2 separate regions of the Homo sapiens genome follow, and region 2 is linked to region 1. The links are chromatin loops, found by intact Hi-C in ENCODE. Cell type or tissue: PC-9. All regions are shown on one strand. Links, peaks and the distances in the headings refer to the core of each region. The heading gives the core; the rest is flanking DNA. Region 1 overlaps LINC03036 (long intergenic non-protein coding RNA 3036). Region 2 overlaps LINC03036 (long intergenic non-protein coding RNA 3036).

Region 1 (15,660 bases), core at 421-8,420:
TGAGGCCTGTTCTGGCCGCCTCTCTGGGTTAGGGGTTAAAGATCCATGTTTCGGCCTCTTCCTTCTAGCCCCCGATGGTTGATGTAAGTCATGAAACCAGGCAGTAATATTCAGCACTTGCCAACCCAGATCCTTTTCCAAGTTTGTGTTGGCATGCAAGGTAGAAAGTCATTCCTTTATTTCCTCCCCTTCTCCACCAAAAATAAATAAAAGAACCTCCATGCCGCAGGGCTCCTGCAGACGCCTGGCAGGTTTGCTGACCCTGAACTCGGAGCTTTTACCACGAGAACGCCAGCCCCCCAGAGTGGTATGAAGATGATTATTCTATGAATGGAAAATTCCGCTCGGTTCACACAGCCCTGCAGCCTGCATCCTTTCAAGACATGCAGACTTTTCAAGCTCTGAAGATGGGGAGCCACAGTTCTGAGAATAACTTTGGCAGGAAAAGTTTAAAATTGCCAGCTGCTGTGTCTGATCCCCCTTGGTCAGGCCAGAGAGGCGATGGCACAGAAGCGGAAGCCTTCTTGCCTCCCAACATGGTTTTCGGCCCTTGTGGTTGTACGGGGAGAATAAAAACTTTTAAGGGATAAGAATAGGAACAAACACCTTGGCTGGGACCTGCAGCCTGGGTATGTGGGAAGTGGAGCTGGGATGGAGATGCCCCAGAAGGAGGTGGAGAAATGAGTGTGTCTTGGGGTCCGCCATGGGCTGTTTCCCCAGGCTGCTCCCCTTGACTGCTATACGAGGTGAGTAGACATTTGACCCAGAAGGGAAGTCGGGAAGTGGAGGCCAAGTGCATGAAGGCTTTTGTCGTGGAGCACACGCTGGGCCTCAGTACCCTGGGAGCCTTTGCTCTCAGTGACCATAGAAAGGCCAGTGTGGGCACCTGGCCCAGCTCTGGGTTAAATAAACAGTGACTTTTGTCACCCAGCAACAGGCCTCAGCCTGGCTGTGAGCTCTCTAGCTCTTTGAGGTGTTGGCACGATTTCAGAGATGTTCTTAGCACCTCTGATGAAGTCTCACTGCCTTTTGCTCACTTTCCAGGAGTCTGGAATGAAACAGATGGAAACAGCCAGTCTGTGAACGTTTCTTCAGGTATCCGGCAGAGGTGAGAAGACAGGTGGGCATGGGCTACACCTCAGAAGTTAGAGGGTGCTGCTTGGTTTCTTCTGGAGTGGGGCAGTGGGGCCTGCCTGGCACAGGCTGAGGGCTCTGGCAGGGCAGGGGTGGGTGGTGGGGAGGGTGCCTGGGTTCTGTGCTCCCACCTCTCCACATGGCCCCCAGCCCGGGCCATTTCCTTTGCTGGCAGCAGAACTGAACCCTGTGAGGCAGCTCACAGACCTCAGGCTCCTGAGGCTCTTCAGAAACATGAGGTCAGCCCTGGGGAATGAGGCAGCTTGGCCGGGGTCCAGGCGGCTATAGCGATGCTGTTTGTCAGGTTCTGGGTTCCCGCTGACCCCCTGCCAGGACTTTGCCAGGGACAGGAGGTGCTTTGGCTCCGTCAGCCATGGGCCTGGAGGTGGGTGAGGTGCATTTGGGCACGAGGAGCCCTCTCCTGGCTGACTTTGTCCACATCATGGCTCTGTCAAGCTCAGAGAGTCCTGGGATGGGGCTCCTGCCCTTTGGGGGGCTTGGGCTTAGGGTCTGCTGTTGTGGAGAAGCCATATGGTGAAGTGGGGAGAGCTTACTGGGCCTCGGGACAGGGTTTGCACCCTGGCGCTGGTGCAAAGTCACGTGTAGTGGACAAGGGGCTTAACCTCTCTGGGCCCCAGATGCTGCTTTTGGTCAGTGAAGGGCTCTTGTCGAGTAAAATGGCAGCCACTCCCCCTCCTTGCAGACTTAACTTTGTTCTGATTCCTTCCCTCAGCCTCGGGGCATAACTGTGACAGGTTTAAGCAGAAACATCCCATTTCCCCTAGTCACCACTGGGTAAGGGGAGGGCTGGTGACCCATTCTCACCCTGGAGATCTCAGCGGACATCTGCTGTCTGCTGGGAGGATACTGGGAAGGGGTTTGCTTCCTTATATAAAAAGGGGGAAGAAATAAAGAACCAGGGCCCTCACCTTCTTCAGCTCAGGCTATAGAGCTGAGGTGATAAGGCTTAAGGACACAAAGCTGGCGCAAGGTGATGGCTTACCAGAAAAGTTAAAACAAAAAACAAACCTTAGTGATATTTTTGTTGATGACTTGGTGACTTGTTACACGAGATAATTATAACATCTCTATTATTTCAGCCACTTCAAGTCAGGTATCCTTTTATTTATTTATTTATTTGAAACAGTGTCTCACTCTGTCACCCAGGCTGGAGTGCAGTGGCATGATCTCGGCTCACTGCAACCTCCACCTCCCAGGTTCAAGCGATTCTGGTGCCCCAGCCTCCCGAGTGGCTGGGATTACAGGCATGCACCACGATGCCCAGCTAATTTTTGTATTTTTAGTAGAGACAGGGTTTCACCATGTTAGCCAGGCTGGTCTTGAACTCCTGACCTCAGGTGATCCACCTGCCTTGGCCTCCCAAAGTGCTGGGATTACAGACGTGAGCCACCACACCACGTCCAGGTATCCTTTTATACGTGCAGTTGACTTCATTCTTAATCAAGCTTGTCCAACCTGTGGCCAGGTGGCCTCATGTGGCCCAGGACAGCTTTGAATGCGGCCCAATACAAATTTGTAAACTTTCTTAAAACATTATGAGATTATGCACAGACCTTTTTTAATTAAGCCCTTCAGCTGTCATTAGTGTGTTTTATGTGTGGTCCAAGACAGTTCTTCCATTGCGGTCCAGGGAAGCCAAAACATTGGACACCCTTGTTCTAAATGAAACATGTAATACTGTGAAAAAAAATACATTTGGTTATTCTGTCGAAAAGGTAGGCTACCATATTCTGGCCAGGTGGAGGTGACGACCATGTCAGAATTCTCTGTGTGTGGACAAGGCTGGAAGGGGATGCGGAGAATGGGAAACGGGTGCCGTGGTGTCATCTCACACCCCCTGCCTTGGGCTAAAGTCTCCCAGCTGGTAATAATACCACCACCATCAGCACCAGGTGCTTGACATGCACTATTCCATGTGCCCCCCACCCCCAACCCTGCCCCGCAAGGCAGGTGCGCTGGTGACCTGTTGGAGACGGGGGCAAAGCTCAGCATGGAGCCCAAGGCTGAGAAGCTCAGGAGCAGCAGGACTGAGATTTGCACCCATTTTTCTCTCACTCCCCGAACCTGGGTTTGTGCCTCCTTGGATGCACCCGGTCATTCTTGGGACTTCTGGGGTCCAGATGTGCGGGAGACTGGCCAGCAACACACAGCGGCAGGGGCAGGAGAGGACACATTCCAGTCCGTGTCAGCAATGTCCCCTGAACAAAACCAACCCCATTTAAAAGCAGTCTGGGTGTTTCTGTTTATCCAGTAGTGGGTACTTTGGTAAAGTGAGTAATCCTTTCTCCCTCCAGCACTTGCCCTCCTCCCTGCCATGTGGTTTTCTTTTAGAAATCTGGAGTGTCCCAATTTTGTTTAAAGCAGGAGCTGCCTGGAGGCTGACAGGCGGAAGGGCAGATGTCCCTGGGCTGATGATGCTGATAATAGCAATAACAGTAGCTCACAGGTGCTGAGCCCTTACCGTGCACTAAGCATTCACTCATATCATTTCTGAAATCCTCCCAGCAGGCCTACAATGATAAGCATTTCACAAAAGGGAAAATGAGGTTTTGGGAGGCTAAAAGCATGCCCAGCAGCTCACAGCTAGCTGGTAGGTGGCATTTCTTCAAGGCCCGCACTGTTAACCCTCACACCTCCTTGATCATCCCCTGGCCCGTGGATACTCATTCATTTGGAATTCACTACATCCGGCCTCCCCACCTCCTCCTGTGCTTCCCTAAATGGGGCCATCAGCCTTCTCTCACCCGTCGTCAATCCCTGCTGTCTGCAGGGGGAGGGAAGTAAAAAGCTGACAGGAAGGAGTTACATGTAAAATGGTAACCTGTAGATTGAGACTGTTCTCCAACAGGTCTGAGGGCTCTAGGCAGAGGGAGGGGAAGCGGGGATATGAGGGCTGTGGAAAGGATGGGACCAGACTGCCAAGCAAAGAATGCTATGTGTGGTTCTGCAGGTTGTGTACAGTTCTGCAGGTTGTGTACTGCACAACCGCTTCCCATCTAAGGGGGCACCTTTACTTCATAGACATAGTAACTCTGTGATCATTTTCTGGCCGACCTTGAGTAAAGTATCTTCTAACGAAATCAGTATATTATGACACTTCACTGACAGATGGAAAAAGATACCTTGTGGAAGAAGTGTCTTTTCCTAATTTGCTCAAAGCCCAAAGCTTTGGCTCTGGCCGAGGTGTGAAATGCTGAGCTTCTTGAAGGCGGGCCTCAAGTTTGACATTAGTACCCCTTTTCTTGTTTCCCCATTCTGAAGCTTCAGGTGGAGAGTCTCCTGAATTCAGCTGATCAGGTGCTGGGCACAGTTCTGCCCTGGTTGTTACTGGTGGATCAGCTGCCCCTTGGGACTAACATTTAACTTTATTTTTGAGACAGTCTTGCTCTGTCGCCCAGGCTGGAATGCAGTGGCACGAGCTTGGCTCACTGCAACCTCTGCCTCCTGGGTTCAAGCGATTCTTCTGTCTCAGCCTCCTGAGTAGCTGGGACTACAGGCATGCACCACCACGCCTGGCTAATTTTCATATTTTTAGTAGAGATGGGGTTTTGCCATGTTGCTCAGGTTGGTCTAGAACTCCTGGGCTCAAGCAGTCCGCCCGCCTCACCCTCCCAAAGTGCTGGGATTACAGGCGTGAGCCACCTCGCTGGGCCGGGACTAACATTTTAAAGATTGCTCAAGTCATTTTAGCCATCTTCTTCTGGTCTTATCTGATTTGCACTGATCCTCTCCCAGCCGTCCTGAGTTCTCCAGGGATTTTGTGTGCTCGGAGCTGCCTCTCCACAGTTGTGTCTGTCTTCAGGCTTCTACGGCTTAGTGACCAGAAGGCAGGTGGGCCCCAGGGAGCGGATGGAGGATCCAAGCTCTGTATAAATTGAGTAGCCTCGAGCAAAATCAGTTCCTGTCTCTGGATCTTAGTTTTAAATTTCAGTTTAAAATAATTGGGCTGGCCTAAGTGATTTCTTGGCCCTTTCCATCTCTAAAATTCATTTATTTACCATCAAGGTCTGGGGATAAGTGGCAAATAAGACTGACGTACTTCTGACCTCATGGAGCTTACACTCGAATTGGGCAGACAGACAAGTAAACAGGCGATGACACTTGGTGGGGGCAGGTTCGCTTCCTGTTGCGGTTGTAACAAATTACCACCCATATAGTGGCTGAAAACAACACACTGATTTTCTCAGCGCTCTAGATGTCAGAAGTCCACAGTGGGTCTCACTGGGCTGAATTCCCTCTGGAGGCTCTTGGCGGGGAACCTGTTTCCTTACCTTTCCCAGCGTCTGGAGGCTGCCTGCCATTCCTGTGGTTCGTGGCCTTTCCCTTCTCAAAACCCAGGGATAGCAGGTAGCTGAGTCCTTTCCACGTGGCACCTCTTTGTTCTTTCTTCTGTCTCCCTCCTCCACCTTCCAGGACCCTGGTGGTCCCACTGGGTTCACTGGGATAATGCAGAATGTGCAGAATGATCTCCCAATTCTAACATCTTTTTTTGTTTGTTTTTGAGACAGAGTCTCGCTCCATCACCCAGGCTGGAGTGCAGTGGTGCAATGTCGGCTCACTGCAACCTCTGCCTCCCATATTCAAGCGATTCTCTTGCCTCAGCCTTCCGAGTAGCTGGAATTACAGGTGCGTGCCACCATGCCCAGCTAATTTTTGTATTTTTAGTAGAGACAGGGTTTTGCCATGTTGGCCAGGCTGGTCTCAAACTCCTGGCCTCAAGTGATCCACCTGCCTCGGCCTCCCAAAGTGCTGGGATTACATGTGTGAGCCACTGCGCCAGGCCCCTATTCTAACATCATTTAATTAGCAACCTTAATTCCACCTGGAACCTCAGTTCTCCTTGGCCATGTCAGGTAACAGATCCACAGGTTGTAGGAATTAATATGCCTTTTGGGGTCATTATTCAGCTTACCACGGGGAAAGTGCAGAGGGCTGTGAACTCCCTGGCAACAGCACCCCACCCACACACGGGTGTGTCATGACTCCCAAGACCTTGGCATAGCCAGAGTGCAGCTGGGCTGGGGAGGTCAGGTTTCCTCTGTCAGTTGGGACCTGACACAGTACAGGGGAAGCTGTGAGGTGAGGGAGCACTACACAAAGTGTGTGTGTGTGTGTGTGTGTGTGTCCCTCAGGCAGATGGAAAGTGATTGCAGAGGAAGGGTCTGAGTTGCAAAGAGGATTAGTGAGCAAAGAAAGGCATACTTGTGTGGGAGACTCAACATACTTAAAATATTAGGTTGGTGCAAAAGTAATTGCGGTTTTAACTCTTTAATGGCAAAAACCACAATTACTTTTGCACCAAACTAATAATAATGATGTTATTTAATTTGTCATTAAAACAAAAAAAGAGCCAAGTGCAACAAAAATACCCAGCAATAATAGAACAAGCATCAGGAGTGAGAGACTGGAGTGAAGTGCTCCAAAACCCTTATATTGTTCAAGGAGAGGGGAAAGATACTAACTTTAATATTTTATAACCTATGGGAAATTTCAAGAATTACAGAAGTAAAGATCATAGCATAATGCATCTTTTTTTTTTTTTTTTTTTTTTGGAGACAGAGTCTTGCTTTGTCGCCCAGGCTGGAGTGCAGTGGCGCAATCTCGGCTCACTGCAAGCTCCGCCTCCCGGGTTCACGCCATTCTCCTGCCTCAGCCTGCCGAGTAGCTGGGACTACAGGCGCCTGCCACCGCGCCCGGCTAATTTTTTGTATTTTTAGTAGAGACGGGGTTTCACCGTGTTAGCCAGGATGGTCTCGATCTCCTGACCTTGTGATCTGCCCACCTTGGCCTCCCAAAGTACTGGGATTACAGGCGTGAGCCACCACACCCGGCCAGCATAATGAATCTTAACCCAGTTTACCCTTAATAACTGGCTACTCTTATTTTTAACTATCTCCACACCTGTTTTTTTTTTTCCCTATCTCCTATACTATGGATTATTTTGGAGAAAATCTTGACTATCAATATTAATTAAATTTAGATTTTGAGAGGTTAAGCATGTAAGTTAACATTTTTAGGGAACCAATTTGGAAAAAAAGAGAAAGGAAATAGAGGGTATAACTTTCTTTCTTTTCTTTTTTTTTTTAGACAGGGTCTTGCTCTGTCACCCAGGCTGGAGTGCAGTGGCATGATCACAACTCACTGCAATCTCAACCTTCCCAGCTCAGGTGATTCTCCCACCTCAGCTTCCCAAGTAGCTGGGACTAGAGGTGCACAACACCATGCCCGGCTAATTTTTGTGTGTTCTGTAGAGACAGGGTTTCACCATGTTACCCAGGCTGGTCTTCAACTCGGGGGCTCAAGTGATCCACCCTCCTTGGCATCCCAAAGTGCTGGGATTATAGCTTTCAAAATAATAGATGTAAAGAAATGGAATGAGGAAAGGATAATAATTACAAAAGAAAGCATGACAGAGGGAAAAATAATCACATAAATGGTAGAACAAATTGGAAGTACACAATAAGATGGTTGAAGTACGTCCAAACATATAATTACTGTAATAAATGTAAATGGACTAAATGTTTTTATTAAAACACAAAGATTTCAGACTGGATTTAAAAATCTGCTATATGTCCTCCATAAGAAACTCTAATGAAACATAAGGATACAGAAAGGTGAAAGGTGAAAGGATGCAAGAAGTCATGGGAGGAGACACCACCAAGGAACAGCTGATGTTGCTGTGCCAACAGCCAACAAAATGGACCTATGGCTATGTAATGTGAAAGGTTCAGTTTACCAGGAGGCTATAACAGTTCCAAGGTAATATATACTTAATAATTTAACTTCAAAGTATAAATAAAAAAACTGATAGAATTGCAAGGAGAAATAGGAGAAATAGACAAATCTACATTAGTGGGAGATGTGACAACTCTCTCGTAGGTAAAATAGACAATATTATTAAGGATATAGAATATATTTAGTAATATTGAATAATGATATGTATATAATTATATATACATATAAATATACAAACACTGCCTTGAATAACTGCAGAATTTACATTCTTTTCAAGCACTCAGAGCATTCATAAAAGTTGACTGGGGCCAGGTGTGGTGGTGCATGCCTGAAATACTAGCTATGTGGGAGGATCACCAGATCCCAGGAGTCTGAGACCAGCTTGTGCAACCTAGTGAGACCCCCATCTCTTAAAAAAGAAAGTTGATGGGATTCTGTGCCATCAACCAGGTATTAACAAATTTCACAGGATTGGTGTCACATAGGATTCTCTGGTCACAAGTCCATTTCATTAGAAATCAACAATGGAAGAAACTAGAAAAGGATACAATACAGAGAAGTGAAGGAATTAGTGAAATAGAAAAGAAAAGATATGATAAATGATTGACAAAGCCAAAAAGTTGATTTTTTTCTTCTTCTTCTTCTTTTTTTTTTTTTTTTGTAGAGGCAAGGTCTCACCATGTTGCCCAGGCTGGTCTCAAGTCATCCACCTGCCTCGGCCTCCCAAAGTGCGGAGATTACAGGCATGAACCACTGTGCCCAGCCTAAAAAAGTTGATTCTTATAAAAGACTAATAACATTAACAAATATTTAGCAAGATTTATTAAGAATAAAAGGCATGACAAACAATTCCATGACTATAGATACTTCCTCAATTTTAAGATGTGGCTGAGCGCAGTGGCTCATGCCTGTAATCCCAGCACTTTGGGAGGCCGAGGCAGGTGGATCACTTGAGGCCAGGAGTTCGAGACCAGCCTGGCCAACATGGCAAAGTGCCATCTCTACTAAAAATACAGAAATTAGCCGGGTGTGGTTGTGGGCGCCTGTAATCCCAGCTACTCGGGAGGCTGAGATAGGAGACTTATTTGAACCTGGGAGGCGGAGGTTGCAGTGAGCTGAGATTGCACCACTGCACTCCAGCTTGGGTGACAGAGTGAGACTCTGTCTCAGAAAAAAGAAAAAAAAAGTTAAAAATATATATGAAATGGGCAATCTGCTAGAAAAGTAAAACTCAGTAATTTAAAAACCTCAGTAATCCTGTAACCAGTTAATAAATTTAATCAGAGTTAAAAATTTCCTCACAAAGAAAACACTAGATCCAGATGACTTTGAAGATAAATTCTGCTACTAAAAAACCAAATAATTCCAATTCTACACCAAACTTTTATAGGAAAAAGATCATTTTCTAATTCATTTTATGAGGCTAGTATAAAGCACAAGAAGTATAAGAAAAGAAAATTACAAACCAAACTCACTCATGAACATATGTGTAAAAATCTGAAACACAATATTAAACCAAATTAGTAATGAAAAATATTTAATTAATCAGGTCTAAGATGAATTTACCTCTGGAATGGAATCTTGGTTTAACATTAGAAGTCAATTAATGTGAGGCCAAACTCAGTGGCTCATGCCTGCAATCCCAGCACTTTGGGAGGCTGAGGTGGGTGGATCACTTGAGCTCAGGAGTTCAAGACCATCCTGGGCAACATAATGAAACCCCGTCTCTACTAAAAATACAAAAATTAGCCAGATGTGGTGGTGCAGGTCTGTAGTCCCATAGTCTCCGCTGCTTGGTACAAGAATCACTTGAACCTGGGAGAGGGAGGTTACAGTGACCCGAGATCATGCCATTGCACTCAAGCCTGGGTGACAGAGCGAGACTCTGTCTTGAAAAAAAAAAAAAAAAAAAAGTCAATGTAATTCACCACATTCATATATTAAAGAAAAATATGATTACCTTGGTAGATACAGAAAACACATTTGATATAATTCAACATACAGTTATGATTAAGACTCTTGGAAAACTAGAAAAAGAAGGGAGTTTCTTTAATTGATACAGCGTATCTACAAACCTTGTAGCAAATATATTTAACACCTCTAATCATCGTGTTCCTGGAGGTCTCACAGGTCCTAGCTACTGTAGTATGGCAGAAGAAATAATTAACATTAAGCGAATCAGGAAGGAAGAAATGAAACTGCATAAGATCATATGTTTTTTGTGTAAAAAACATAAGCACTACAATCAAGTGTTAACATGAATAAGAGAGTGTAGTGAGTTTGCTGGATACAAAATCCATACATAAAAATGAATTGCATTTCAATATATCAAAACAAACAGAAAATGTGATTAAAATATTATTTATAACGGTGTTAAGAAAGCTCCCCAGAGTGTTTTATCCAATTCTGCCCACTCCTTCTCCTGCTCTCCTGTGGTAGGTTTAATTTTATCCTTTCCCTGGGTCCAGCTTTCTTTTTTTTCTCTTGAGATGGGGTCTCACTCTGTTACCCAGGCTGGAGTGCAGTGGTGCCATCTCGGCTGACTGCATCAGCTTCACAAGTAGCTGGGACTACAGGTTTGAGCCACCAATGCCAAGCTAAGTTTTGTATTTTTTGTAGAGACAGGGTTTTGCCATGTTTCCCAGGCTAGTTTGAACTGGGCTCAAAGTGGTCTTCCTGCCTCGGCCTCCCAAAGTGCTGGGATTAAAGGCGTGAGCCACCGTGCCTGGCCTCTGGGTCCAGCTTTCTACTTTCTGGGGATTCCCCCTCTCTACCACTCCCAAAGTTTGTGGTATGATAGTGTTAACTGTAGTTCTGGACTGGGTTTTTCTCTTCTTTTATCCTGCTCTGGAATGTAGATGTTTAATAATTCACCTTCTCTATCCTTCCTCAAAATGTGGGATAACACAATGACTGTGGCCCTCGTTGGAAATTAAACTTGTTTATGCAAAAAACAAAAAAACAAAACCAAAAAAAAAGCTCCCCATAAAGAAAGCACCTGACCCATCTGACTTTTCAGACAAGTTCTATTCAAGGAATATATATATATGTATATATTTTTTTTTGAGACGGAGTTTCACTCTTGTTGCCCAGGCTGGAGTGCAATGGTGCGATCTTGGCTCACGGCAACCTCCGCCTCCCGGGTTCAAGCGCTTCTCCTGCCTCAGCCTCCTGAGTAGCTGGGATTACAGGCATGAGCCACCACGCCTGGCTCATTTTTTTGTATTTTTAGTAGAGATGGGGTTTCTCCATGTTGGTCAGGCTGATCTCGAACTCCTGACCTCAGGTGATCTGCCTGCCTCAGCCTCCCAAAGTGTTGGGATTACAGGTGTGAGCCACTGCGCCCAGCATTATTTTTTTTCTTTTTGAGATTGAGTATTGCTCTGTAGCCCAGGCTAGAGTGCAGTGGCTTGATCTCAGCTCACTGCAACCTCCGTCTCCCAGGTTCAAGCGATTCTCCTGCCTCAGCCTCCCGAGTAGCTGGGATTACAGGTGCGTGCCACCACACCTGGCTGATTTTTGTATTAGGGGTTTCACCATGTTGGTCAGGCTGGTCTCCAACTCCTGACCTCAGGTGATCTACCCACCTCGGCATCCTGAAGTGCTGGGATTACAGGTGTGAGCTACTGCGCCCGGCCAGGTATAAATAATTCTAATCTAATAAACTATGTACAAGACCTTTATGGAGGCAATTATAAACCTCCATTGAAAGAGATTAAAGAAAACTAAACTGGGGATATGCCATGTTTGTGTGTTAGAAAACTCACTATTATAAGGTTGTCAGTTCTCCCAAATACACCTATTTAGATTGAATGTAATTCAAATCAAAATCCTCACTTTTTGTGTGTTTATGTGTGTGTGTGTCAAATGTGACAAGCCAATTCTAAAGTTTATATGGAAAAACAAAGACCAAGAAAGTGAACACACTCTTGAAGAAAAAGAACTAGATGGGCAGGGAAGGGATGGGGCTTGCCATGCCAAAGATAAAAATTATTCTAAAGCTTTAATAATTCAGATGCTATTGACCACCCATAGATTGGTTGCCTATGGACCAGCATTAAAAGTGCAGAAGCAGACCCACTCATATAAAGAAACTTGTTCTGTGGTGGGAACTTGATCTATGCTGGACTTTACAATAGACAGTGTTTGGTAATTGAGAATCCTTACGGAAAAAAAAATCAGACTTCTATATCACATTTTAGATAAGAATCAATTTCAGGTAGATTAAAGACTTAGCTGTGAAGGCAAAACTCTAGCTTTTAGAAGACAATATGGGACAATTCCTATGATTTCAAGGCAAGGAAGTATTTCTTAAACAAGGCAAACACACAAAATAACCCACTAACAATAAAGAGAAGAATTAATAAATGTTACTTAATTAAAATGAAGAACTTCTGTTTCTTAGAAGACACCACACAGTAAGTAAAAAGACAAGTCATGGCCAGGCGTGGTGGCCCACTCCTGTAATCCCAGCACTTTGGGAGGCCAAGGTGGGCGGATCACTTGAGGCCAGGAGTTAGTGACCAGCCTGGCCAACATGGTGAAACCCTGTCTCTACTACATATACAAAAATTAGCTGGGTGTGGTGGCACACACCTGTAGTCCCAGCTGCTTGGGAGGCTGAGGCACAAGAATCGCTTGAACCTGGGAGTTGGAGGTTGCAGTGAGCCGAGATCAGGCCACTGCACTCCAGCCTGGGTGACAGAGTGAGACTCCCTCTCAAAAAAAAAAAAAAAAGTGAGAGGAGCTGTTTGTAATACATGTCATTGACTAAGGTCCTAGTGCCCAGAAGATATAAAATAACTAAAAATTGATATGAGATATACACACAAATAGAAAAATTTGTGAAACGTGTGAAAAGGCACTTATAGCAGAAGAAATGTAAATGGATATTAAAAGGATAAACTAGATTATAATCGGGAATTCAAATTATAACTAAAATGAGATACCACTTTACACCATCAGATTGGCAAAATCAAATATTCTATCAATATCAGACATTGACAAGAATGTGGTATAACTGGAACTTATATATTGCTAGAGAGAATTAAATTGGTATAATCGATGTGGAAAACAACTTGGAAATATTTAGAAAAGTTGAAGGCAAAAATAATTTGTGGCCTAGCAGTCAGCCAGACAGATGCTCCTGAGGACCAGGAAACACGATTAAGAATGTTTACACACTACCTACCAAACTAAAGTGGTTGTAGTAAAAGAAACTGGAAAAACCAAGTGAGGACATGAAGAAACTGGAACTTTTTTTTTTTTGAGAAGGAGCTTTGCTCTTATTGCCTAGGCTGGCGTGCAATGGTGTGATCTCGGCTTACTGCAACCTCCGCCTTCCGGGTTCAAGCGATTCTCCTGCCTCAGCCTCTTGAGTAGCTGGGATTACAGGCATGTGCCACCATGCCCAGCTAATTTTGTATTTTTAGTAGAGATGGGGTTTCTCCATATTGGTCAGCCTGGTCTCAAACTCCCGACCTCAGATGATCCGCCCTCCTTGGCCTCCCAAAGTGCTGGGATTACAGGCATGAGTCATTATGCCCGACTTTTTTTTTCGAGACAAAAGTCTCCCTCTGTCTCCCAGGCTGGAGTGCAGTGGTGTGATCTCGGCTCACTGCAACCTCTGCCTCCCAGGCAGAGCAATTCTTCCTCAGCTTCCTGAGTAGCTGGGATTACAGGCACCTGCCATCCGGCCCAGCTAAATTTTGTATTTTTTGTAGAGATGGGGTTTTGCCATGTTGGACAGGCTGGTCTCAAACTCCTGACCTCATGATCTGCCTGCCTCGGCCTCCCAAAGTACTGGGATTATAGGAGTGAGCCACCACACCTGCTGGAAAGGCACATCTTATATGGTGGCAGGCAAAGCAAGAATAAGAGCCAAGCAAAAAGGGAAAGCCCTTACAAAACCATCAGATCTTACGAGATGTATTCACTACCACAAGAACAGTGGGGGAAACCGCCCCTATGATTCAATTATCTCCCACCGGGTCCCTCCCACAACACCTAGGAATTACGGGAACTACAATTCAAGATGAGATTTGGGTGGGGACACAGTCAAACCATATCAACTACTCAGAAATAAAAAGGAACAGACTATAGATACTGAAGGTTAAAAACATTATGCTCCGTGCAAGAAGCCAAACACAGAATACTACATATTATCTGATTACACTTGTAGAAAAGGCAGCACTGTAGAGACAGAAAGCATATCATCGGCTGCCTGGGCTATGGGTGGGTGGATAGGGAGGACTGCCTGCAAATAGGCATGAGGAAACTTCTGGGGGTGATGGAATGTTCTAAAACTAGGTGGTGGTGATGGCTACACAACTATATAATTTTTTGTTTGTTTGTTTCTGTTTTTAGGCAGGGTCTGGCTCTGTTGCCCAGGCTGGAGTGCAATGGTGTGATCTTAGCTCACTGCAACCTCTGCCTCCCTGGCTCAAGTCATCCTTCCACCTCAGACTCCCAAGTAACTGGGACTACAGGTGCACTACCATGCCTGACTAATTTTTGAATTTTTTGTAGAGATGGGGTTTCACCACATTGTCCAGGCTAGTCTTGAACTTCTGAGCTCAAGCAGTCCACCCGCCTCAGCCTCCCAAAGTGCTGGTATTACAGATGTGAGCCACTGTGCCCTGCCAAAGCTGTATATAGTCCAATTATAATGGGTACATTTTATAGTAATATAAATTATACCTCAATAAGGTTGTTAAAAGTGTTCACACTAACATTGTTCCTAATTGCCCCAAACTGGAAATAGCTCAAATATTCATCAGCAGAATGGATAAATACACTGTGGTATGTCTGTTCAACAGAACCCATGAGCAGTATTAATAAGCAAGTAATAAGCAGTCCTCCCACCTCAGCCTACTGAGTAGCTGGGACCACAGGTGCACACCACCAAGCCTGGCTAATTTTTTTGTGTTTTTGTGTAGAGATGGGGTTTTACCACATTGCCCAGGCTGGGCTCAAACAACCCACCAGCCTCCACCTCCCAAAGTGCTGGGACTACAGGCATGAGCCATCATGCCCAGCCAAATCCCTTAATAATAATAATAATAATAATAATAATTATTATTATTATTATTATTATTTTTTGAGACGGAGTCTTGCTCTGTTGCCCAAGGTGGAGTGCAGTGGTGCGATCTCGGCTCACTGCAAGCTCCACCTCCCGGGTTCACGCCATTCTCCTACCTCAGCCTCCCGAGTAGCTGGGACTACAGGCGCCCGCCATCACGCCTGGCTAATTTTTTGTATTTTTAGTAGAGATGGGGTTTCACCGTGTTAGCCAGGATGGTCTCGATCTCCTGACCTCATGGTCTGCCCGCCTCGGCCTCCCAAAGTGCTGGGATTACAGGTGTGAGCCACCACGCCCAGCCATCCCTTTATTATCACGGATATTGCTGATGACATTTCACAGCTGACTGGGCTCTGCAGTTGAGAATTACTGAGAATCGCTGCTCCAGGCTCGAATCCATCACCTTCGGTGATGTTTGTTTGGGCTTCTCCATCCAGGCAGACACTAGTCACCACTTAGGGTGGGTTTGAGGAGTTTCATCCTTCCTTTTGGTGTTGGTGGGAGATTATCAGGGAAGTGGAGCTCAGGGACCCCCAGCGAGGACCCTTGCATCTTTGTGAGGTCGAGCATGGTGTGGTGGGAGGAGGGAGTCCAGGAAAACCATCAGGATGTGCTGATGATAAGCACTGGGGAATTCTCAGTGTGAAAGGAGAAACACTGAACATGGCTTGGCTTGTGGAGAGGAGATG
Region 2 (15,660 bases), core at 3,148-11,147, 190 kb after region 1:
GTCTGGGCCCCTGAAGGGCCGTAGCTCTTCTTTCCTTCTCTTTGCCCATCCTGTAGCTCTTCTTTCCTTCTCACCCACAATGTGGTGAGCAAGGGGCATGTCTCAGCCCTGTTTGTGTTACAGCTCTTTTAGTTTTACCATTCAGCCGGCCCCAAGTTCTTGCCCTGTGACCAGGAAGAATGAGGTATGCAGACAAGTGGAGGGTGACTACGTTGAAGAGGAGCTTCACTGAGCCATAGAATAGCTCAGAGGAAACCTACAGGGGGCAGCTCCTTTCTGCAGCCAGAGTGTCCCGACCAGTGTTCAGCTCCTAGCAGAGAGGGTAGCTCCTCTCTGCTATGCAAGTTGTCCTGGCAAGTGTTCAGCTATCAGCAGAGAGGGTAGCTCCTCTCTGCTATGCAAGTTGTCCCAACCAGTGTTCAGCTCCTAGCAGAGAGGGTAGCTCCTCTCTGCTATGCAAGTTGTCCTGGCAGGTGTTCAGCTATCAGCAGAGAGGGTAGATCCTCTCTGCTATGCAAGTTGTCCTGACTAGTGTTCAGCTCCTAGAAGAGAGGGTAGCTCCTCTCTGCTATGCAAGTTGTCCCGACCAGTGTTCAGCTCCTAGCAGAGAGGGTAGCTCCTCTCTGCTATGCAGGTTGTCCTGGCAAGTGTTCAGCTATCAGCAGAGAGGGTAGTTCCTCTCTGCAGCTGGTCTTCCCATTATCTGTGCAGCTCTCAGCAGAGAGGAGGCCCTAGAGTGGGTAGCTCCTCCCTGCAGCTGGTCATCCCAATGTCTGCTCAGCTCTGGCTAAGCCTGGGGTTTTTATGGGCCTCAGAGGGGAGGAAGTGTATGCTGATTGGCCCATGGGCAGCCATAGGTGGGTCTGGAAAAGGCACCACAAGTTCCCACTCCAGTCTGTGGGACTGGCAGCCCAGCCCTCCCTGGCCTAAAGGTGGGGCCTCACCAGGACCATCCCCATCCACCCAGGAACCTGTCTGCCTCCTGCTGCTGTTCTTGGTGCCCAGGCTGTAGGTGCCAAGGGGTGCCTGCAGGCCAGTGCCGAGCTGCCCTCAGCCCCCACTCAGCTTCCCTCCTATGTTCGTGGCACCCAAAGTCCAGAGGGGGCTGAAGAGGCAGGGGGCTGGCATGTCAGCACTGCTCCGAGTGTGTGCACACCCAGCTGGGCCACAACAGCACCCAGTCTTGGCCCTGACTTTGCTCTGAGATTGGAGCAGGCACTGACAGCAGGGAGAAGCCAGGCAGCAGGAGCAGGCGCTTGCAAGCCGGTGAGGGTGGCAGCGGCAGGGGGTCGGGGGGTACTTGGGCCTTCCTGGGCCCCCAAGAGAGCAGGGATGCCTGGTTCCACAGCCATGGTTTGGGCGGCTGCAGCTGCACCCGGGGGCGCTGGGCTCCTGCCTGATCCATGGAGCACGAGGCCCAGGTCTGCAGCTGCAGTTTCGGTGGCTGCAGCTATGCCTGGGAGGCTGGGGCTCCTGCCTGCTCCGTGGAGTGGGAGGCCCAGGTTTACAGCCAAGATTTGGGTGGCTGCAACTGTGTCCCTGGGAGGGTGGGGCTCCCACCTGCTCCTGGGCCCCAAGAACCTGGGTCAGCAGCCGTGGCTTGGGCGGCTGCAGCAACACCCAGGGAGCTCCCACCCCAACTTGGAAGGGGCTGGGCTCTCACTTGTCCTCGGCTCCTGCTGGCTCCACGAAGCATGCAGCCTTGGCTGTGCCTCCTTGCGTGGCCAGCGTGATGGCAGTGGCTGCTCCAGATGGCCTGCCGCTGCCATCACTGATACATGAGTGGATTAATGCAGGCATTGACACATTGTGGCCTGTGGGCCAAATCTAGACCTGTTTTGGTATAGCCTGTGAGCTAAGAATTTTAAAATATATTTTTAAATGGTGGGAGAAAAAAATAAAAAAAGTATTTTGTGCCATGTAAAACATATGAACTTCTACCTCTGTGTCTATAGAGTTTTATTGGAACACAACCATTCATTTATATAATGTCCAAGATTGCTTTTGTGCTGCGACGGCAGAGTTAAGAGGCTGCAATTGAGGTCTGTGTGCATGGCAGAGGCTAAAAGATTTGCTGTCTGGCCCTTTACAGAAAGAGTTTGCCAACCTGTGAATTAGGGTCATTTAGAAGTGTGGGTTTGAGACAACTGGGGCTCTGGATAGAATTAAGGCTGAGCGAAATGAGCCACGAACTAGCAGGTCTCAGCTAGGGCCAATTTCCTAATCTGTGAAATGGATGGATTAATATCACTCATCTCATAAGGCGGCTGCCTCCTAAAATCTGCTGACAGAAGGTTCATAAACGGTATGGATTTCAAGGCACTCGCACAGCTGGGAAGAGCCACAGATACTGGCTGGAGAATGGTTTCAGACCTGAGTCCTTGTCAGACCCACTTGCTGAGCTTTGAAGAACAGGAAGCCCTGGGCCGCGATTCCTTGGACATATCACTCTCTCCAGGTCTGGGGTGGGGCTGGGCATCTGTCCTGTCCACAAGCTGCCCAGTGATTCACACATTCAGGCCGGTGGGAAGCTGTGATTTGGCCCATGTGCCTCAAGGCATGGATGAGGAGACACAGGGGTTGATTACTCCTCTAGGCTCTGTCCTCCATGGTTCCTCCACCAGCACCCTTTCTTCCCGAGACCTCATGGCCCCACGTTTCTTCTCCTGTCCCCTCAGTGAGCTCAGTTTGTCCTGTGGCATGGCAGTTTGAGAACACCATTCTTTGGCCCTTGAGGCTGGGAGCTTTCTATGGCCGGGTGTGGGGGCGCACTTCGGTCTCCCCACCAAGGCCCTGGGGTGAGCCCACACTTGGTTCCACAGACAGCCCAGAGTGGGCAGCTGAGCCGCAGGGGTCAGGACAGCTGATGGGGTCAGGGGCACAGCTTTGACTCTCACTTGGCTCCTTCTCAACTGGGGTCACTCAGGTGAACCACTTAACAGTCCCCCACCCAACACACACCAGCCAAAATTTCCTCATCCATAATATATGGCTCCTACACCTGACTGGTTCTCTTCATCCTATGTGGCTGTTGTGGGGCCCAGAGAGACGACAGTCACAAAAGCACTCTGTCACTGGAGAACGCTGTGCAGGTGGAGCCGGGGCCCTTCAATATTCAAGAAATGAGTTCAAACTGGCCCGGAACCAAGGCAATGTGCACTCAGCCCACCCTCTGGCCATGTAGCCTTACCCTTCCCAAGCTACCCACCAAGGCTGTTGACCTTCCTCTCAATAAAGAGACATGGACATGGGCCTCGGTTGACCAACACTGAAAGTCCTGTGCCCTGGGAAACCTTTGCAGTGAATTCTTATAATTTTATGTTGCCTCAGCATCCATCTTGGATACACATTTAACTTTCTCCTACCAGAAGCAGGGCTCAGTTACTCTTGAGACTCTTGAGACAGTTTCCAGCTCCACACCCAAATGACTCAAGCCGCGGCTCCAGGTGAGAACTTAGAGGCCTCTCTCCCGCCCACCAGATGGGCTCCCCCGCCCCCGCCTTCCTGCTGCTTCCTTTAAACGGGCCATTCAGACAGCTGCCCATGAACTTAAGGTGACTCACTTCCTATTCCCTTATATACTACTCTTTGCCTCTCTGTCTCTCTCTGTCTCTGTATCTCTCTGTCTCTTTCCCTCTGCTTGACTCTTTGTTCCTGCATTCCATGACCCACGGACAGTGGACTGCCCTCCTTACCCATGGTGCCTTCCCTGCCCCGGATCTGTAAGTAAAAATATTTGAACTGACTTCCTGTCATGGTCGTGTATCGAACTTGCGCCTTCCATCTGAAGAACTGGGGGCTACCCCACTGGGTTTTCCCTGGGACATGGGAGTGGTGAGAAACACAAGGTTGGGCTTCCAGGAGGGCCAGAGTGACGGTCAGGTAGACACAAACTGGACACAGGTCAGACAAGACACAAGATCGTCTACCAGCATAAACACATTTCCTATGCCAGGCACCCTCCATTTGAAGGTTGGATAACCAGACATTAGGCCATCCGACAAGTAGAAGGATCGTGTGAAAGGCGTCCTGTAAACAACATGTTCACCTCCTCTTCATTTCTCATTAGGGCAGGGTTGCCAGCTGTGCTGGTACTGGAACCCCAATTTAGCTGAAGGCTCTCAGAACACCCCTCAATCCTGGGCAGATGGGATGGTTGGTCACCCCAGCTGGGCCTGACCCAGGGACTGAGCCTCTGCTCGCTGGCACAGGGTGGATCAGCTGGTTGTGATGGACAGGCAGGAGGCATGGCAAATTAGGGAAGTGACCTGTAAAGACTCCTTTCCTCCTGGCCATGACCTCTGCCCCACCCCCAGAGCCCCTCTTCTCCCAGGTCCCCCCTGAGTCCACACGGAACCTAATCTAAGCCTGCATTTGGAAATGGTCCAGTTTTCTCTCTCCCCTGCCCTCCTAAGTCTGAGTCACCATCACTTCTCACCTGGAGGGACTTCCAAACTCGTCCACCCATTTCCACTCTGTCCTTGTCCAATCTACTCTCCACACTGTCTACACAATCAACAAACCAATTGCCTCAAAATGCCAGTGTAATTATGTAGTCTATGCTTAAGGATTTTAGTGGCTAACCCGGTCCTCTTAGGATACAGACCTACCTCCTCACCTGGTGGGAGGGCCTGGCCCCATCCCTTCCTCCTCCCCAGGCTTCGTGCTATCCACCCCTACCCCTTGCTCACCCTGCTGATCTCCTTCCAGCTTTGGGGGCTGTTATGCACTGAACGTTTGTCCCCCTCAGATTCATACATTGAGACTCAATCCCCAATGTGATGGTATTTGGAGAAGGAGCCTTTGGGTGGTAATCAGGTGATGAGGGTAGATAGATCCCTTATGGGTGGGATTAGTATTAGTGGCTTTATAAGAAAAAACCAGAGAGCTAGCTCACCCTCTTTTCACCGTGGGAGAATGAAAAGTTGGAATTCTATAACCAAGAAGAGGGCGCTCACCAAAACCCAACTATGCTGGCATCCTGATCTCCAACTTCCAGCTTCCAGAACTGTGAGAAATAAATTTGTTGTTTATAAGCTTCCGAGTCTATGGTAATTTGTTATAGCAGCCTGAGTTGACTAAGAAAGGGACCTTCACACACATAACTCTGGTGCTTGGTCAGCTCTTCCTGCAAGGTTCGCCTGGTCAATTCCGTTCCTCTTTCAAGCCTCAGCATCAATATCATTTCCTCAAGGAAGCTTTGCTCAGCCTCCCTGATTGTACTGGTTTTACTGGTACTTATTCACAGCACGTAACACAAATGTAATTCTTACTTGTGTTTGTATGTGTGTGTCATTACTTGTCTTCCCTACAAGGCTAACTCCATGAAGGCAGGGATCACACTTCTTCCTGTATATCCCCTAAAGCAGGGATCAACAAACCTTTTTTGTAAAGGATCAGATAGGAAATATTTTAGGCTTTATAGGCCACATGGTCTCTGTTGAAACAACTCAACTCTGCTGTTGTAGCACCATAGCTATGGAGAACATGTAAATTGGCCAGGCACAGTGGCTCACGCCTGTAATCCCAGCACTTTGGGAGGCTGAGGCAGGCACATTACTTGAGGTCAGGAGTTCAAGACCAGCCTGGTCAACATGGTAAAACCCCATCTCTACTAAAAATACAAAAATTAGCCAGGCGTTGTGGCGGGTGCCTGTAATCCCAGCTACTCGGGAGGCTGAGGCATGAGAATCGCTTGAACCTAGGAGGCAGAGGTTGCAGTGAGCTGAGATCATGCCACTGTACTTCAGCCTGGGCAACAGAGTGAGACGCCATCTCAAAAAAAAAAAAAAAAAAAAAAGAACATGTAAAGCAATGTAACCAATACGGTTTGGATCTGTGTCCCTGCTCAAATCTCATGTCAAATTGTAATTTCCAGTGTTGGAGGTGGAGCCTGGTGGGAGATGATTGGATCATGGGGTTGGATTTCCCCTTTGGTACCATTCTCATGATAGTGAGTTATCATGAGATCTGGTTGTTTAAAAGTGTGTAGCACCTCCCCCTTCTCTCTTTCTTCCTCCTGCTCCAGCCATGTAGGTTGTGCCTGCTTCCCCTTCATCTTCTGCCATGATTGTAAGTTTCCTGAGGCCTCCCAGCCATACTTCCTGTATTGCCTGCACAACCGTGAGCACATTAAACCTCTTTTGTTTATAAATTACCCAGTCGCAGGTATTTCTTTATAGCAATGCAAGAATGGACTAACACAGTGATTGCGTTCCAATAAAACTTTACAAAAACAGGTGGCGAGTTGGATTTGGCCCATAAGCTGTAGTTTGTCAACTCCTACCTTGGAGCAGTTTTTCAGCATCACCTGGAAACTTAAGTTCTTGGGCCCTGCCCTATATCTGCTGAATCAAACAAATATTTTCCTGTTCATAGCCTTTACTTTCTTCTGGGATTCCAATTATATGTGTATTATTGCTATAGGTTGCTTGAAGTTGTTCCAGAGATCACTGATGCTCTTAAAGTTTTTAAAATCCCTTTTTAAAAAACCTATTTCATTTTGGATAATTTCTATTGCTGTGTTTTCAAATTCATTAATCTTCTGCAATGTCTAATCTACTAATCACATCCAGTGTTGCTTTTGTTCTGAGATGTTGTAGTTTTAATCTCTAGAAGTTTAATTTTGGTCATTTAAAAAATATATTCCATATGTAACTTTTTGAACATATGGAATACAATTATAATTGTTTTAATGTCCTTGTGTGCTATTTCTGACATCTGTGTCATTTCTGGGTTTTGATTGCTTGATTTTTCTCATTAGGGTTCTATTTTTCCTCTTCTTTGCATGCCTTGTAATTTTTGATTGGATGTCAGATGGTGTGAACTTTACCTTGTTGGGTGTTGGATATCTTCAAATTCTTGACCTTTACAGTTTGACCCCTTTGGGTTTTGCTTTTACGATTTGGTAGGCAGGGCTCAGGCTGGCATTAATTATTCCCCACTACTGAGGCCAGACTTTTCTGAATAGTCAATGCCCATGAATTATGAAGTTTTCCAGTCGGGCTGGTGGGAATAGGCACTATTTCTGGCTCTGCTTTGAGAAATTCTCTCTGTGGCCTTGGGTAGTTTCTTCCCAGGCATATACTGCAGCCCTGACTACTCCATCTTGGTCAAACACATGTCCGTAAGCAAACGTTTTGATCTTTAATATTCTGATTGGACAGAAGAAGTAATTCAGATCTTACAAATTTTAGCACATTCGATTCCTCAAAAACTCCAATGAAGTAGTTATTTTCATTAAAATAGCTGAGAAAAATAAGGCTCAGACAAGTGACGTGACTGCTTGTTAGACTCCCAAGCTCACCTATTTCACCACTTGATGTTGTTCTCTTTACACGTCTGCCAGCCCCTGCTGGAATGTCTCCTCTTCAGACCAAAGCACCCCTGGGAATGTAGTAGGTTAAGTTAGATCCTCCTCACTACTCAGAGTGAGGTCTGGGGGCCAGGATCATTGGCATCGTAGGAGCTTGTTAGAGATGCAGAGGCCCAGCCGTGCTGAATTAGAGGCTGCATGGTAGCAGATCCCTGGTGAGCATTACTGTTTGAGACACATTAAATTTGGAAAACAATTCCTGGGCCTTGATCACTTGAGCCCAGTCCTGGCTCCCTGCCAGAAAAGACACACTCAGAAGCCAGGACCACATGCAGGGTCACTTTAGGTGCCCATATCTCCTCCAATGGTAGCTCATGTGCCAGGCATAGCCCACTCTGGACAAGGCTTCTGGAGGAGCACACTGGACCCAGCCTCTGCCCTCTGGGAGTTTGCCTAGCCCATCAATTTCCAGAAAGCTGTGACTCATCTTGCTTCATCCATATCCCAGGTGCTGTCCTGGCTGGAGGCCAGAGGACTGAGCGTGGGAGAACTAACCAGGAAGGCCTTTGGGGAAGAGGTGGGGAGGGAGAGGAGATGGATGGCAGTGGGCAGGTGCCATCTCTGCAGGGCTGGCCAGGCTGGCTGAGTCTGGCCACTGCAGCACTGCCAGCTGCTCTTCTCAGCCCTTCAGCTCAACCACAGCTAGAGGCAGTACAGGTCACCTCCACACTTACCTTCTTATGCTTCCTCTCTGCCTTTCTGGGAGAACATTTCTGGAAATCCTCTGGATTCCTTGTCAGTAGGGCGGGACTGCCAAGCTGATGGTGCTAGCAGACCAAAACCACAAGAGAAGGAGAAAGCGGAGCTGCTAAAGGGGCTGTTTATTTCTTACTTCCTCTGAGGTCCTTACCTCACAATTCAAACAAATTGCCCCCTGGAAGAGGGTTATCCTAAGGTCCAGAGAACTGACAGAGGCTTAGCAGAGTTCTAGGTCAGCATCCTCTTCCCAAGCAATCACGCTGTTTCTATAAAGACAGAACTCCAGGTGCAAATAGAATTGTTCTCCTTATCAGGAGACTCTCAATCCCTGTCTAGGCAGGGGGTTCTTAGGCCCCTCTAACCAGTACCCACACCTACACAATACTTACAAAACATATTGTAGAACACATACTAGGGCAAAATGGAACAGGCACAGATGTGAAGGCATGGAAACCTGGCTTTGGATCTGGAACTGCATGGGGTATTAGCTGTATGACTTTCAGGAAGCTTAGGAGCTTTAAGCCTCAAATTCTTCACCTGTACAGTGGGGTGATAATAAGACCCACCTAAAAGAGTTTCAATAAAGTGAGTTAGTGTACGGACCAGGCATACAGCAAGTGCCCCCATAAATGGCAGCGTTCATTATTGCAGAATTACAGAAAGATGTAAGGACACACTGATAACAGACAAAGGCATCTTTGCCACTGTCCTGCTGCTGTTATCATTAGTTTAATGGCTCTTAACAGAGTCACCTGGAGGGCTTGTGATACAGTTTGGCTCTGTGTCCCCACCACAGTCTCATCTGGAATTGTAATGCCCACGTGTCAAGGGAGGGACCTAGTTGGAGGTGTTGGGATCATGGGGGCGGGTTTCCCCAATGCTGTTCTCCTGATAATGAGTGAGTTCTCATGAGATCTGAGGGTTTTATAAGCGGCTCTTCCCTCTTTGCGTGCTCATGTTCTCTCTCTCCTGCCACCATGTAAGACATGACTGCTTCTCCCTCCACCATGATTGTAAGTTTCCTGAGGCCTCCTCAGCCATGTGGAACTGTGAGTCAATTAAGCCTCCTTTGTTTATAAATTACCCAGTCTTTTGGATAAAGAACATGTGGTACATATATACCATGGAATACTATGCAGCTATAAAAAGGAATGAGGTTATTCCTTTACAGGGACATGGATGAAGCTGGAAGTCATTATCCCTAGCAAACTAACGCAGGAACAGCAAACCAAATACCACATGTTCTTACTTATAAGTGGGAGCTGAACAATGAGAACACATGGACACCGGGAGGGGAACGACACTTACTGGGGCCTGTCAGGGGAGGGTGAGCCGGGGTCAGGGGAGAGCATTAGGGAAAAGAGCTGATGCATACTAGGCTTAATACCTAGGTGATGGGTTGATAGGTGCAGCAAACCATCATGGCATATGTTTACCTATTTAACAAACCTGCACATCCTGCACATGTACCCTGGAACTTAATAAACTTTAAAAAAAGTAAAAGAAAATACATTAAAATAATTAAAATAAAAATAAAGTATTTTAAAACACTATCTTTAATGTTTATAGTCTAAAATATATTTTTCTAAATAAATTACCTACATTCAAAAAGTAAATGAATTACCCAATCTCGTGTAGTATCTTTATAACAACGTGAGAATGGACTAATACAGCTTGTTGAAACACATCTTCCTGGGTCTACCCCTACCCCAAGTTTCTGATTCAGTGGGTCTAAGGTGGGCCTGATAATTTGCATTTCTGACAATTTCCCAGGTGAAGCTGGCCTGGTGACTTCACTTTGAGAACCACTGGCTTAGTCTACCTTTGTTGTTTCTCCCCAGGAAGAGAACACAATCTGGTTGCATATTTGAATCACCTGCGGGTTCTTCAAACTCTAAGGCTGCCCAGGTTTCACCCCAGGCCAATTAGGTCAGGATCTTTGCAGAATGTGGCTCAGGGAGTGTTTCAAAACTCGCTGGGTGATTCTGATGTTCATCTAGTGTGGAGAACCAATTTGAATGCTTGAGTCAAAATCCCTCCTTGGGTAGATGCACGACCCTGGCTCTGATGTTTGGGGCTTTAGGACACTGTGTCTTTGTACATGGCTTCCTCTGGCTTTTTATTACAAACAAAACAAAAACATTCAGCCAAAGGCCCAATTCAATGACTACGACCTCCATAAGCGTAGCCATATTGCCTCTCCTCCCAGCAGAATTAATTATTCTTCTGTGCATACACCCTGTATTGAGACCCCTCTATCAGTTCTTATTTCTTTCTATTTTTTCTTAAGATTTAGTTGTTTATGTATCTGTGTACCCCTTCCCACCAGGCTGTGAACTACTTGAGGGTGGGGATTGGGTCTTAATTCAACTTTATGATTTCCCCAAAGAGCCTAGTTTGGTGCTGACTCAAGATAGCCTCATCAGTTTTTGTTCAAAAGCAATAAAATTCAGCTAGGTCCAGTGGCTCATGCCTGTAATCCCAGCACTTTGGGAGGCTGAGGTGGGCAGATCCCTTGAGGTCAGGAGTTTGAGACCAGCCTGGCCAACATGGCGAAACTCCGTCTTTACTGAAAATACAAAAATTAACTGGGCATCCTGGCAGGCACCTGTAATCCCAGCTACTCAGGAGGCTGAGGCAGGAGAATCGCTTGAACCCAGGAGGTGGAGGTTGCACTGAGCCAAGATCATGCCACTGCACTCCAGCCTGGGTGACAGAGGGAGACTGTCTCAAAAAAAATAAATAAATAAAATAAAAATAAATAAATAAATAAATAAAATTCAACTGAATGGTGATCCTTTCCAATCTCTAGTCATGTATTTATACCAAAAAAAAAAATAAAATAAATAAGGACAAATAGCTAAATAACCCAGGCTACAAAACTACCTAACTGAAATGTGAATACGTGTCTAATTTATCTGGAGTTTTGCTCAAATCCCTGCTTTTGTTGTCTAGCTGCACCTCACTGTTAAGCAGGGAGTGTGAATGTATCTTACAGTAACTGAAGCCACTTAGAAATAACTCCACCGTGATATTTAGCAAATTATTTTTAATCTGATGGGTAAACTCACATTAGTGCAGCTGTTCATGTCAAAGAGAAGGGAATAGAGCGAGGGGTGTTTCGCATGCCTGCTGGGCTCACTTCATAAAAGAAGGCTTGTTATCTTGCATTCTGTCTCCGGTCATGCTATTTCTGCTGGGGCAAGCTGTCACTGACTTGTCGCTGATGGCAATAATAAAACTTGAAGAATGGAGAAATATCCTAATTCAGTTAGAAGGCCCTGATTACATAAGTGAGGCAGTTTCCCGGATGAGGGAGGATCCTGGCCCCAGTTTCACTTTCCCAAGCCATGTGCCAGGCAGGCTTCCTGCAGCTACCGTCCCTGCCACCCCCCACCCCGCCCTGCTTCATTGCAGTTCTGTTTTCTTCTGTAGAACTCACTTCCAAGGCAGACCGCATCAGCTGCCTCATTCACTGGCTGGTTTAGTTCACCTGCCCGTGGGACTTAGGTCTTCCAGCAGAGCCACCTTCAACATTGCTGTTCAGCTAGAAAGAGGCTTCCTCCAGGCATTTGCACATCTGCTTCCTCACGATTCAGGCCTCAGCTCCTCTCCTCCTCAGAGAAACCCTCCCTGACCACCTGTCTAAAGCAGCCCCCACCCCCGCCAGCAGTCCCATTCACTGTCAGTGTTGTGCCAAACCCCTATTAATCTCAATAGGGAAGGCGCTGGAACCCAGTGGCAGAGAAGAGACCCAGAGGTAGCAAATGAGACATGGGGTTTTATTCGGGGCTTACATATAGGGGAGGGTCCAGTGGCAGCAGGCTGGATAGGAGAACCACCTCACATACAGAAATGGTCCTGTGGCAGTGGACTGGACAAGATATCCCCTTTCCTATGGTCCAGAGGCGGTGGGCTGGGCAGGAAAACTGCAATCACCTGCAAAGATCATGCCGTTTTGGTAGCATTTTCATTTAACACCTTCCCTCTAACAACCTTAATCTGGTAACCTTCATTTAACCCAAAACTCAGGGCCTCCATCCCCTGTTCCATGCGACATGCAGCGGGTGGGTTGGGGGGTAGGAGTGGAGCTCAGATGTTTCAAATGTTTATCATAGAGTTTCTCATAGATAAGTAATGACTCTCCAGGTTGGCCATTCCTGGATTCCCTAACTGGGAGCACACATTCAGGTGCATCTGCCATGTGTGGTCATTCTAAGGATATGTTTCAATTATTGCTGTCAGGTGCATTTACCCTATAGCTAGCCACTTGAGCAAGCCATTTTGGATGTTTGCTCAGTCAAGCCTTCAGATGACTGCAGCTCCTGCTCGTATCTAACCACAAGGACACGAGCAACTCCAAGTGAGAACCTCCCAGCTGAGCCTAGTCAACTCTCAGAACCATGAGAGATGTTGTTATTAATAGTGGTTGTTGCAAGCTGCAGAGTGTGCTGATCATCACAGCAAACCAGTGAGGAAGTCATTCTTATCCCCTTTAGAGAGGAGGAAACAGAGGCATAGAGAGGCTATTTAATCCCCACAACTATGGTGTGAGGCATTGATAGCCCCATATTACAGAGGGTAAATTGAGGTTCTCAGGCATTAGAAATCTGCCTGAGATTCCCAGCTGGGGGTTCCACCCTCACTGAAGCTTCTGTCCTCTGCCATGTGGGGCTCTCTTCCAGCTATGTTTCTGCATTTCACACCCAACAGGCCCTTCCAGGGAGCTCCTCCCTCCCCAAGCGAGCACCAGGGACTAAGTTCAATGGTGCCATCTTGGCTCACTGCAACCTCTGCCTCCCAGGTTCAAGTAATTCTCGTACCTCAGCCTCCCAAGTAGCTGGGATTACAGGCGTGCACCACAATGCCTGGCTAATTAAGGGGCTAACTTTTTATAAGCTAAGAACAGCACTGGGCAAAAATAAATTCCAGGTGGAGCAAGGAGCTAAACAAACAAAAAAACTAGAATAGGATAATATTTGCAGAAAATATAGGAGAGTATTTTTGTAATCTTGGGGAGTGTAAGCCTTCTCAAACAAGTCACAAAACCCAGATGCTCTAAAGGAAAAGATGGACATACTTGACATGTGACAGGCATTTATTTCTAGTGGACAATGCTGTTCTAGAATATGACTGAGTGAATACTTTTTGTGGGCCATATAGAGGTGTGGTTTGGCTCATCCTGGGTCTAATTCTCTCCAACCCTTAGTTAAGGGGGCTGTAATGACTCAAGCTTTCCATTTTCCCATCCTGGAATGAGGGGTGGATTAGGAGGAGCTGGAGGGGCCAAAGATGGTCTCTCTCTCTCTCTGTTGGGCTGGAGACTGGGCACATCCCTGCCCTTCTTGTCCTCAGTTTTCCCCTTTTACATGACATGAATGAAGAAGGTCATCTCCAAGGCCTCTGCTTGGAGAGAGGGAGACTGGCTGTTTTCCTGGTCCTCCAAGACCATGGTGATAGAGGGTGCTCCTGATAGCAGCTGCTCTTGGCTGAACTCTTAGAGAGGCAGGCAGACAGGCTTATGGGACTTAGAAAGAGGTCACCTCAATGGGCAGTGGCCTTAGAGGGAGGGTTGGCAAGCAGAGCTGGATGAGGATGGGATACAGGAAGCCAAGGGCTCTGCAGCCCAGCTCCCAGCCAAATCCCATGGCTATGTGGGTCCTGTCTACCTGAGCACATAGGTGGGCTCAGGGGGGCTAGAATGTTCTGATACAACAGGAAGGAGAGCAGGGCCAGTGTGTCTAGAGTGTGTTGGGGGGTCACCATGGCCAGATTTCTGCTCTCCACTTTCACAGGGGGGTTCCCCTTTCTGGGTGGTTTCTGCTTGCAGTCTGGCAAGCTTTGAGAGGACCAAGCCTTTGGGGCTACTCACTGCTGATAGTGAGGATGGCCATGTTCCTTGTTGCATGACTTAGAAATAGTATTCAACTCAGAACAAAGAAAGAGCCTCCCCACATCCCCAAATTAAAACCATGGCACAAGCACCTGAAATCAGGTGTTTTGGTTTTCCTCTCATGTAGAAGTCCAGGGAAAGGTGGGCCAGAACTAGTACGGGTTCCCACAGTGATCAGAAATAGATTCCTTCTGCCTTTCTGCTCCACCTTTGTTGGTGAGTGGCTTTCATCCTCAAAGTAGTTGCCTCTGATCCAAGATGATTATTGAGCTCCAGCCATCACATCTACATTCCACGTAGAAAAAAGAAACAGAGAAGAACAAAAATCAGCTTTCTGTTTTCCTCAGAAATCCTACCCAGCAACCTCTGCTCACATTTCATTGACCAGAATGTAGTCACTCAGGTTCAGGGGAGGCTGTGAAATACAGTTTTCTTGCTGAGTGAATTAAATAAGGATTCTGCTTCTAAGAATGAGAGAATGGATATTGGTAGGCAAACAGCAGTTCTGCAAGTAGCAGTTTCTTAGCATGGCAATCAAAGCCTTAAATGAACTTTCACCCCAGCAAGTCCATTCTGTTCCTCCCTTCCTGTATTACAGGCCTGGTTCACAGAGACAAGAGGATGGGAAAGAGAAGGTCATTCAGCCCTGACTTTGATCACCAACCTCTGACCATGCCTGAGCATTTTGCCTTCAGTCTCAGACTTTCTGCTTCTTCCAAGGTGGCCTCTGGAAACCCACATGAAGGGCAGAGTGGCCGATGGGTCTTATTCTATTCCCCAGCAAGTAGGGATAGTTTTCATTCAGCCTCCCTGGAGTCACCCACCAGGAAGCCACTGCTGGCTTAGGGCCACAGGTTGGAGCCTGCCATATACACATCACTGCATCCCCCAGCTGACTTGCTGTGTCTCACTCACTCACCCACATGTCCTCTCAACTCTAAGGAAAGAAAACCTCTTCTAGAGTTACTGCCTTTTAACCTGGAACTGGTGAAGCAGATAAATGGTCCCTCTGGTCTGGAGGGTGCAGTGATGGTGGCCTTTGGGCCATGGACACCTTCATTATTCATCCTTTCAGCTGGGCAACCTCTCAGATCAAATATGGGGTCTAGTTTTTAAAGCTGCTTTCATGACAGTGGTTTTCCATTTAATCCCCCAGAGCTAACAATATGTAATCAGTTTTCCTTAACAAATGACTTCCTAACTTCATTAGTTCATAATTAATTTGCTAGCATGTAACCAGATAATTAACACTCCTGATTAGAGACAAGCAAAAGAGGAACCTCTTTTTTCATGGTCGAAGCAAACATTGATTAAAATCCGAGCTGTTCCTTGATTTTCCCTACAATTTAAGTCAGTGAAAGTGGTGATTGGTGATTTGTGGTGGTGGTTTAAAAAATTAAATTGGAAGTGAGACCAGTGAGTCTTGCTGTGGAGCACTTAATTACCAACTTAGGTTTTGGATAATTTTGCTTTCTTTTTCTCAGCTACAAAGGTATGAAGCAAGAGAATCAAGTGGTAGCTGAATGTGTTTAATGGAAACCTTAAATACCTGGACTTCCAACTTGTTAGGAATGGGGCTGAGCTGGGGAGAAGAAGCTGAATGGAAAGGATCCTAGTCATGGACGTCATGTTTTGAGTGGTCCAGCCCACCATAGAATACAAAGCCCCTTCACTCCCTTATCTTATATGGTCT

The links. Peaks named below come from ENCODE experiments on the same cell type or tissue, not always from the same donor. Only the 100,000 strongest peaks of a DNase experiment are listed, where the experiment ranks them.
Region 2: it touches region 1 in a loop (5-fold over the local background); 3 of 110 quality-filtered maps call a loop at or near these places.

The regions. Positions count from the first base shown.
Region 1 is chr10:119,011,245-119,026,904 of GRCh38, reverse strand. It overlaps LINC03036 (long intergenic non-protein coding RNA 3036), which reads left to right. Exons shown (of 4, transcript NR_186540.1): 2 at 1,045-1,108. Among named protein-coding and RNA genes, the nearest start is that of LINC03036, 10 kb to the left of the region's middle. RefSeq lists enhancers at 1,554-2,127, 3,313-3,955, 3,956-4,598. In PC-9, for the core only: no CTCF peak of the experiment used is centred there; DNase peaks (open chromatin) are centred at 934, 1,404, 1,884, 3,484 and 2 weaker places; H3K4me3 peaks cover 879 bases; H3K27ac peaks cover 3,781 bases.
Region 2 is chr10:118,828,105-118,843,764 of GRCh38, reverse strand. All of the region lies in intron 3 of LINC03036 (long intergenic non-protein coding RNA 3036), which reads left to right. Among named protein-coding and RNA genes, the nearest start is that of CACUL1, 81 kb to the right of the region's middle. RefSeq lists an enhancer at 1-316. In PC-9, for the core only: no CTCF peak of the experiment used is centred there; DNase peaks (open chromatin) are centred at 3,484 and 7,864; H3K27ac peaks cover 1,300 bases.